Linked DNA regions of Mus musculus: region 1 is linked to region 2. Evidence: chromatin contacts called from ENCODE Hi-C or POLR2A ChIA-PET data. All regions are on one chromosome and are shown on one strand. The core of a region is the stretch at or near the end of the contact, and the rest is flanking DNA. Distances in the headings are between cores, read along the strand shown.

Region 1 (5,219 bases), core at 1,463-3,962, 49 kb before region 2:
GGTATGACAACAGCCGCCCGCCTTGGTATGTTGTTCCAGCACAAGGACTCTCTTGCCAGCTTTAGCTAGAACCGCAGCTGAGGCCAGTCCCCCAATGCCGCTGCCGATCACCACTGCATCCAGCTTCTCTGGTACTCGGCTGACTGAGAAAGCTGTAGAAGGGAGGAGAAGGGTGAGCTTCTCAGACGAGGGCAGGAAAGTCAAGTCAAAGAAGCCGGGGTCCTTCTCTAACGTGTACTCGGTAAGAAGTCTCTACGGCTGCTGGGCATGGTGGTGTACTCCTGTGATGGGAGCACTTGAAAGGTGCATTAGGAGGCCAAGATCATCCCACAGGAGGCCAGCCTGGGCTCGTTAGACCCAGTCTCAAAACAAGAGGGAAGGCAGACCTTTCTTTTAAGGTAGTTTATTTACTCTTGACTAAGATGTCTCAAAACATTCTACCAGGGAATACCTCGGACCAGACAGGCAGGTTAAGCAGTGATGAGTCTTAACCCCTACAGTGTACTTGAGGGATTTGATACCTTTCAAAGGAAGTAGGACTGACTCAGCTAGCTACTGTAGAACAAAACCAGAAAGATGGCAACTGCACAGGGCTGTAACGTCAGTTCTGTGAATGCAAGCGAGGAAAGAAAAGGCAATAAGGCTCAGGGTGGGGGCTGGGGACGCTGGTGGTTCAGGGAACTGGGTTTCTTTGGAAGAAGCAAGGTCTCTGAGTGCCAACGGAGGTGGAGCAGGCAGAGCTGCTCAGAGGCTGCTACTCTGAGAGGTCACAGCACCAGCCTCAGAAAAGGAGGAAGGTTGGTGTGCCGGGAACCTCACAGAACCAAACTGGAATGCACGGTCAACACAAGACCTGGGATTTGTTGTTTTCTCCCAGTCTTTTACTTCCTTTCCTCCTTTATTTACTTACTTTCTTTGATTTTATTGATTCGTGTTTTTTAAGACACACGGTTTCACTACACATGTAGCCCTAACTGGGCTGGAACTCCCTATGTAGAGATCCACCTGTCTTTTCCTCCCCAGCGCTGGGATCACAGGAATGTGCCACTATGTCCAGTAAATCTGCTCATTAAACATCATTGCCCAAGGCCAAGTGTTCACAGCTTTAGTCTCAGCACTCAGGAGGCTGAGGTGGGAGGATCTCAGTGAGTTCAAGGCCAGCCTGGTCTATATAGCAATAGCAAGTTCCAGGACATCTAGAACTATAGAGAGAAACACTGTCTCAAACAACTAAAAACTAAAAAAAATAAAATAAAAAAAAAATCTCCATCCAAGCCATGGTGGCTCACATCTGTAATCCCACCATTTGTAATCTCTTGCTGATGGTGGTTGGAGAATCACTGTGAATTTGAGACACACTTGTCCTGTATAGCAAGTTATAAGCTAGCCTGGGCTACAAGTATGAGACCTGCCTCTCCCCCAATCCACAAACAATAACAATAATAAAATAACTGGGTGTGGTGCCTCTTAGGAAGTAGAGGCACAAGGATCAGGAGTTCAAAGTCAGTCCCCAAAAAATAGTGCAGTTAAGGCTAGCCTAGGCTTGGCTAAAATTTACAAGTCAGAGGCTCCTGGAGGTCAAAGAGGTGATCCTTGTTTGTTTTTTGAAAGTTTTGCATTTGGGGGTTTTGGTTGTTTTGGGGTTTGATGTGTGCATTTAGACAGGGTCTCATTGTGTAGTCCAAACTGGAATTAAATTGTTGCACCACTATGCCCAGCTCCAACACTTCCGTAAAACGTTGAAAGGCAGACATGCTGGTGCATGCTTGTAATCTATCTCATCATGCTGGGGACAGAAGAAGAGGGCTGCTCCGGGTTTGAGCCTGGGCTGCGAAGAGAGTTCAAAGCCAACTCCAGTACAAAAGTGAGACCAGTCTCAAAAACACAAACCTTGGGAGCACTCTACACGTGCTTTAGAGATGGTTCACTGGAGAGTGGAGTTCTTATCCCTAGCCAGTACTGAAATTCCGAAGTTATTATCAAGCTTCAGTTCTATGAACTGGACTACATTTTGCCTGCAACCCGCTTGTTAGGAAAACTTTCAGTGCTGCTTCCCTGTGCCCCCGAGCATGCACAGAAGTATAGGGAAAAGTTGGCTCCAGACCCAAGTAGGGGAAAGGTCTCTTATTCTGTGTAAGCCGTGAGCTGAAAAGATTCCAACTGGCGGGGCTGGAATTTGGCGTGCCAAGGGTAATGCCTGCACCCTTTCAGAAGCAAAGAACACTAAATTATGGAACCTCTGTGTGCAAGAGAAGTTTTCCCAGCACTTTACTAATGGGGAGACATGAGCAGAAGGCCCGAGAGCAGGCCTGAAACCCATCAGTTGACCTTGTTTGAGAACTTTCTTCCTAGCCTCCTTGTCGGTCACCAGGGGTTCAGGCGGTCGCTTGACATCCTCGGCGAAGGGGTTCGGGGAACTTGCAGCGTAAAGGCCCACGTAGACCCTGTGGAGGATCACCAGCAGCAGCACGGCCAGCAGCAGAGCAGTGATCCACATGTTGCTGCCAGGGCTCGGAAGACCGCGTCCTTTCCCCGCTGAGCTCGGCTTTTATAGCTGAGGCCCCGCCCCTCTAGTTCGTCCTTGGAGTAATACCAGACTTGGAGGAGCCGAAGCATTTTGACTCACGCCTGCTCAAAACTGATGAAGATTGTCCATTATGGACCTCCGTATGATCTTTGCAGAGCAGGAGTTCAATTGCCTAATGGGAAATGTAGTTCTAGCGCGAGACAGGCGACACTGCACGGCTGCGCGAAAAGGGGGATGTGGGATCCCCCCCTTACCGGAACGCTGGGGACGCGTCCGGTGAGCAAGGGGTCTGGTGAGGGAGGTGAGGGTGAGGAGGACGATGTCTGGTGGAAATGGTCACCGCGGGACCACAACAAGGATGAAAGTTGCAGGTCTGAGAGAGATCCTGTCTGGGAGGCAGAGAAGACCTGGGTTCTGGTGCCTTTTCCGTGTTGGATTCGCTGGAACCTCGGAGGCAGTTCATTGCTTTCCTCCCCTCTCCTCTTCCAAGCAGTGACAAAGTTTCTGTGCCCACACAGCCTCTGTCTGGGTATCTGAGTTGAGACCTTGTTGAGACCTGCACAGGAGCTCTCCTAAACCTGTGTCAGCCCAGGACTGGCAGCCTCACACCGACGTTATCCCTAGGTGGATTCCCCTAATCGTAACTACTCTATCAGGCTCTCAAAGTGCAAGCCACCTAGGACAAGCCTCAAGAAAGACTAAGTCAAGGATCATCCTGTGTGTTTATTTGCATTTAAGGACGCACCAGCTTCTAAATCAGCTTTTCAGAGAGTTTAAGCTCCAGCAGACAGTCTAGATATCCTACCATCTTAATGTTGCCCTTTGAGGAAAGTAGGTCTGAAATACGTACTTGACTTAAGAGGGATTTGTTTGTATAGGAGGCCCATTTCCTCAGGTACCCACTATCAGGAGGAATGACTTCGTAACTTTGAGTGTTTTGTCCTTGTTTTAGGCCCCAGCGGTGCTCCAGTCCGGTATGTAAAGCAGGTCATGCTTCTATGCTACTTGGTTCGTTTTCCCCACAGTAACAGGAGAGCCTTCCCGAGACTTTGTCAGTCCTACCTGTGACCCTGCCAGGTTATCTGATGTGTGTGTATCTTATGCTGTCATTTAGGCCGAGATGGAAGGAAAGGAAAAGAGAGGTAGATGCTGAGGTTCTGGGGAGGGGGGGGGGGAGCTAGTTCCTGGGGTGTTTCAGGGAGGACGTTACCACCATCCTCTCTAGATCACAGGCAGCCAGGCGTCGAGCCCAAAAGCTGTTTGTTACTGGCAGTCAGTCCTTGGGGAATGTAAATCATAGTCCCCTAGTGGAGGACTGGCTCCGTGGAGGGCCTCCCCACTGACTTAGTCCTCTGAGTCTGTGAAGTATGACTGTCAGTTGTGTGAGAACCATCCACTCTCATTTTCCCCCTCGATATCAGGGGTTGAGCCTCCTTTGCTGCCACTAGGTTACAGTCCCAGCCTTTCCACACTGACTCTCTGGTGTGTGGGTGTGAGCATGCATGCCCATATAGGAACAGAAAGATCAGGGGGACTGTAAATTGCCTGTTCTGTCACTCTGTGCCTTCTACCTTTGAAGTTGGTAGAATTGCTTCTCTGACTGAATGTGGAACTAGGCCCAGCAACCAGCAATCCTTTTAATTCCATCGACCAGAGTGCTAGGGAGCCAAACTCAGGTTTTTACCCTGAAGCAAGCCCTCCTGCCCACTGAGTCATCTTCCCAGCCCCTTGTGTGTGTGTGTGTTTTTTTTTTTTTTTTTTTTTGGTTTTTATCTGGGTGAGCAGAGCGGTGTGTGCCATGGTGCGTGTGTGGAGGTCAGAAGACAATTGCTTCTTTATTTCTACCAGTCTTCTAGGTCCCTCTAGGGACTGAACTTAGGTCATCAAGTTTGCTGGCAAGCACCTCGACCCACTGAGCCATTTCACCTGCCCTTGCTTTGTTTTCTGTTGAGACAGAGTCTTGCTAGGTAGTCTTAACTGACCTGGAACTCTATGTAGATCAGGCTGCCCTCAAATACACAGTGATTCTCCTGCCTCTGCTTCCAGATTTCTAGGAATCTGGGCATACATTCATGCGGGCATACACCACCATGTTGAGGATGATCTCTGGTTTTTATTTTTTTTTTTTCAGTTGTGGGGACTGAACCCAGATGTCACTTGTGGTAAGCAATAGCTTTACCTCTGATCTGTATCCCAGGCCTTGTGTTTTGTTTTGACTCTCTCACATCAATCCGTCCCCCTAAGACCTAGAGGTGCTCGCTCATGAGAAGGCTGTCTCCTCGTGACACAGACTTTTGATGTGATGGGGTCTTTGTCCAGCCCTCTTCCTGAGGCAGGCACCATAAGATGAAAGAACAGGACTTTTGTCTCCACCCTTGAGAAGTAGAAGCAAGCCTCAGCTACATAGCAAGGATGAGGCCAGGCTGAAGAACGTCCATAAGAACTTCTCTGTATATCTGAGTCCTTATAGAGAGGGAGAGAGAGAGGGGGAGAGAGAGAAGGGCTGGAGAGATGCTCACTTAAGAACATCTTGCAGAGGACCAGAATTTGGCTCTCTGCACCTACATGGCAGCTCTCAACCATGTGTAACTCCAGCTCCAGGGAATCCAATGTGTTATGGACATCTGCACATACATGGCAGACACACCCACACACACCCACACACACCCACACACACACAGAGGAGTACACA
Region 2 (5,077 bases), core at 47-2,546:
CCGAGACATGAAAGCACCTTTGGAGCAGGAAGCTGAGTTTGCCTATGGACCTTTGGACACACCTGACTGTGCCCGGAAAAGTGTCTGATTGTCCTAACTTGCTGAGATCCAATGACTGGACTAGATGAAAACCAACGGGATTGCTTAGGATCTCGACATCCAGGCAAGGCCTGGAGCAGCCTTGAAGCAGAAAGCCAGAGGGCAACGAGGCCCATCTGACTGTCGTGAGCAGTGGGGGGGAGGATGTGTGCCCTGCTGGCTAACTCTGGCTAGAATACCTTTTAAGGACACACTGGGGGCTTAGAAGTGGAGTCCACTCCTACCTCCAACAAAATGCTTGATCCTATCAATGTGCATCAGTGGCCCAGTACTGAGGAAAACTGGGGCTATTTTTGCCCTCTTGGACCCTGACTCACAACAGGTCACTTCCCCTCAAAGACCATATCCGCCCCGTTAGTGTGAGCTGAAATAGCGGCCCTAGGGAGGAAATAGAGGGCCAATTCAAGAAGCCCAGGACTTTCTGACTGTGGCCAATGTCTCTTAGAAGTGGGAACAGCAGTGGCTCTGAACCCCCAGGACAGGCCAAAGCAGATCCCGCTCCCCACACCCCCAGATTCTACCTTCATCTCTCTCCACACTGGTCCCCAGCCAACCCTCTAACTGGGGGCTGGCTGACTGTCCCTCAAGTAGCTGAACCTACCTTGTTCCTTCTCAGTTCCCTTCCTTCCAGTTGTCTGGGCCCAGGATAGTGCTATCTTGGGGACAGACACCACCAGATCTGAATTCACCTCCCGACAGGTTGATGGCTTCTGGGGATCTCTCAGGTCTGACACCACCTCCTACAGACCAGGATGAGCCCAGACCCTTCAGCTCCTCCCCAGCAGCTAGAACACATCCCACCCACACCCACTCAAGACTCTGCAGCTGCAAAACTACAGCTAATGACCTGAGCTGACTTACGCCTGGGGACACCGTTCCCACCTGTTCCCGGACCCTAGCAGCCAGCCCTCACCTACCCACTCATGAGAGTCCTAGTCCCTTCTCTACAGAGCCCTTCCCAGTTTTACCTCTCCACGGGCCTTTTCTTCTCAAACTCGTCTCAGCTTGCCCCTCGATAGCTAGCTTCTAACTTCCCTCTTCGCCACTGGGCTGCCCCACCCACCTGCCCCACCCATGGGGAGGCTCAGTACTCAGAAGTCTAAGGGCTCAGGAAAGCCAGCTCCAAGGCTGGGCCATGCGGATGGAAGGCTGCTATTTCTCAGACATGGTCACTGGGAGGTTAAAGCCTGACTAGGTCTCATCACAGCGGCCTCGGGCAAGGCAGATTCTGAACAATTTAAAGAGTCAGACCAGCAAGGAAAGTCCCATTCCACTCACTAGCCCCGGCAGAGGCCTGAGTCTGCTCAGGCCCTGCTGTGGCTGGTTAGTCACTTTTCCTGGGTTGGGTCACTGGCCCTACACTACTTTTTCCTCCTCCCCCTGACTAGTTGTCTCATTGCCCTGAGTACATGTGATGATGACCTACTCCTTCTCCCTCCTCCTCTTCCTCCTCCTCCATTCCCCTTCCCCTCCTCCCTCTTCCTCTCCTTCCTCCTTCCTTCTCCTCTTTCTCCTTTTGGTTTTTCAAGACGGGGTTTCTCTGTGTAGCCTTGGCTGTCCTGGAAATCTCTCTGTAAACCAGTCTGTTTTTGAAGCAAAGTTCCAAGAGAGTGTTTGAGGCCCTGACACATTCTCTCTCTGTGTGTGTGTGTGTGTGTGTGTGTATGTGTGTTCATTTTGGTGTTTTGTTTTCGAGACAAGCTCTCATGTAGTCAGGCTAGCCTCTAAAGGCAGCTCAAACTGGTCTTGAACACTTGACCCTTCTGATTCCCGGATGCTGGGATCACAAAAGTGCACCATCGTGACCAACTGTTGTTTGGTTGTTTTACTGAGACAGCGTCTCACTTTGGCACCCAGGCTGCTATGAAACTAAATCTGTAGCCCAGATTGGCTTCAATGCTATGAGAATCCTGCCTCTGCTTCCTGAACACTAGTGATTTACATGTAATGAGGCACCACACAAGGTGTCTTGAAACATGAAGTCTCTCTATGCCCCTTAGCTAGGCATGGTGGCTCTTGCCTTTAATCCCAGCACTCGGGAGGCAGAGGCAGGTGGATCTCTTGAGTTCCAGGACAGAGGGCATATGGTTTCAAGCTCAACCCAAAGCAACAGCCGCTCCCTTCGCACAGTCACAGGACCATAATATAGAATCAGTCTGATCTAACTTGCTGGCCCCAGGAAAGCCTTACCCTGGGGCACAGCCCGAAGTCACATAGAAAACAGGACGCTCAGTCAAGGAGGCTCTTATTCCCTCCTAATCCCTAGGTCAGCAGTTCTCAACCTCCCTAATGTGTGACCCCGCAATACAGTTCCTCATGTTGTGGTGACCCCCCCAACCATAACATTATCTTCCTTCTACTTCATAACTGTCATTTGCTACTGTTATAACTCGTAATGTAAATACTTTAGAGATAAAACTTTGCCAAATGATTCATGACTCACAGGTTGAGAGGTTCAGGAATATTTGCACCTAAGGAGCAGCTACAGTTGGGTGACTCAATGTCCAGGGACCCTGACAGGCCCATCCTGGAAGAATGTTAGTCAACAGTCAGATCCATAAGTCCACTAAGCCATAGAGTTTAGTGTTCAGAGTCATGGCCCTGGCCCAGGTAGCACCGAAGCAAGCTTGCTAATTATCCAACCATCAGACCAGCCTAACCTATCTCGGAGGCTGCTAGGGGAAAGCCTGGAGAAAACAGAGCACAGAGTGGATATGGGGAGTTGGTATTTGCTTGCTCATTTGAGACTGAGCCTGAAGACATAACTCAAGCTAGCCTCAAATGTGTGATCCTCCTGCCTCCATCTGAGGACTGGGATTACAGTGTACACCCCCATGCCTTCTAGATAAATGTGTTCTGTGTGCTAAAATACCATGAGAGAGAGAATTAACTGTTTTCTCAACATTAAATGCAGTCACTGGGACGGTTCAGTGAGTAAAAATGCTTGCTCTGCAATGATGGCCACAGTTCGATCCTCAGAACCTATAATAAAAGGACAAAATGGTTCCTGAAAGATGTCCCCTGAAATGGTAGATACAGCTCAGAGGTCAAGAACAACTGCTGCTCTTCCAGAAGACTGGAGTCTGGTGCCCAGAAGCCACATCTGGCACCTCACAATGGCCTGCAACTCCAACTCTAAGGGTCTGACTCCCTCTTCTGGCCACAGAGAGCACTGCACTCACATTTGAATATACAGATAAATTACACTACACTATTGAGTTTTGTCAACCTGACACAAATCTAGACATATCTGGGAAGAGGGTTTTCTAATTGAGAAAATGTCTCTGTAGGACTGGCCTATAGGCACGTCTGTGGGTCATCACCTTGATTACTGAGCAACATGGGAGGGCCCAGCTTACTGTGGGCAGTGCCATCCTTGAGCAAGGTGGTCCTGGATGTTAAAAGAAAGCAGACTGAGCAAGCCACGAGAAACAAGCCAGTAAGGAGCCCTCCTCCATGGCGTCTGCATCAGCTCCTGCCTCCAGGCTCCTGCCCTGACTTCTCTCAGTGGTGAACTGTTACCTGGAAGTGTAAAATGAAATAAACCCTTTCTTCTCCAAGTTGCTTTTGAGCATGGTGTTTTATAACACACACACACACACACACATACACACACACACACACCTTTCAAAATAAATCAAAAGAGATTTAGAAAGAAAGTTGTCCTCTGGCTGCCACATGTGCTGTGACAACCACCCACATATGATGAATAAGTAAAACTTAAAAAAAAGGAAATGTTCTCTGTAAACAGTTTGTGGGGCTGGAGTGATGGCTCCATGGTTAAGAGCAGTGGGTGCTCTTTCAGAGACTCAGGCTCCATCACCAGCACCCTCACGGAGGCTCCCAACTGTTTGTAACTCCAGTCCCAGGGAATCTAATGCTCTCTTCTGGTCACCTCAAGTACCAAGCACACACACTGTGTACATACATTCATACATGCAGACAAAACACCCAGACACATTAAATAAATAATAAACAAAACAATAAAACACAGCTTTTAGCTGGCATCCAAGTGTTTCTATGGTCAAACGACAGTCTTGACACCAGGGTAGTCTGAGCTAAGATGTCAGCAAAGCCTTGTCCCTGACAGAACCACAGACTTGGTAGAGAGCTTAAAGAGAGAGAAAGGTTACAGGTTGGTCTTAGCTGGACGGGGGGGGGGGGGCGGCGGCTTTAATCCCAACACTGGGAAGGCATCGGCAAGTGGAACTCTATGAGTTCAAGGCCAGACTGGTCTACAGAGCAAGTTCCAGGGCAGTCAGAGAGAGACCGAGTTGGCTTTCAGGACTGGGGATATATATATATATATACATATATATATATATATATATATATCAGTTAATAGACTGTTCACATAACATCATGAAGCCCTGAGATGGATCACAGCATGGAATAAAAACAAAGAAGACCAGGAAGATGGCTCTGCCAGTAAAGACACTACTTCCAAGCCTGAAGACCTGAGTCTGACATGGTGGGAGAAGAGACTGTAAAGCTGCAATGGTGGGGCAGGCCTACAGTCCCAGCACTTGGTGGTAGAGGCAAGAAGACCAAAAATTCAAACCTATCCTTGGCTACACACAGCGTGTGAGTGGAAGTAGACTTACTGCTTACTAGCCGAGGTTTCTCAGGCCAGTGATTCAACTCCCCGGAGCCTCCTTGTGTCCAATCTGTAAGCTGGGCACACAGCTAAATGTAACAAGATGTTACAGGGAATGAGCAGATAAGGACTGTTAGGTAAATAGGAATTCTTCTTTAAAAATTACATTTACTTATTCTGGAGGAGGCGTGGCATGTGCACACCAGGCTTGAGGACAAATTACAGGAGTTGGTTCTCTCCTTCTATCACGTGGGTCCTGGGAACCAGATGCAGGTCTTTGGGCTTTGGTGGCAAGTGTCTATACCAGCTGAGCCATCTGATGGACTGTTTCTCCTTTCTTTAGTCTGCCATTCATGTCAGCAGTGACTGTGAACGCTGCTG

The links. Hi-C counts contacts between places; a loop is a spot of excess contacts on that map. ChIA-PET counts read pairs that join two places held with the same protein, here RNA polymerase II (POLR2A).
Region 1: a loop to region 2 is called in a map of T-helper 17 cell, with 1.8 times the contacts of the local background. The contact joins the promoter of Elmod3 here to the promoter of Capg in region 2. A Hi-C loop is called at or near these places in 1 of 37 maps with a recorded cell type or tissue (T-helper 17 cell). POLR2A ChIA-PET finds 5 or more read pairs at or near these places in 3 of 5 experiments (Patski and embryonic stem cell).

Annotation. Positions count from the first base shown.
Region 1 is chr6:72,595,906-72,601,124 of GRCm38, reverse strand. Elmod3 (ELMO/CED-12 domain containing 3) reads left to right here and starts at 2,712. Exons shown (of 12, transcript NM_001253692.1): 1 at 2,712-2,803. Retsat (retinol saturase (all trans retinol 13,14 reductase)) reads right to left here and starts at 2,523. Exons shown (of 11, transcript NM_026159.5): 1 at 2,329-2,523; 2 at 1-152. The coding sequence starts at 2,497.
Region 2 is chr6:72,545,492-72,550,568 of GRCm38, reverse strand. Capg (capping protein (actin filament), gelsolin-like) reads right to left here and starts at 1,296. Exons shown (of 10, transcript NM_001042534.3): 1 at 1,068-1,296.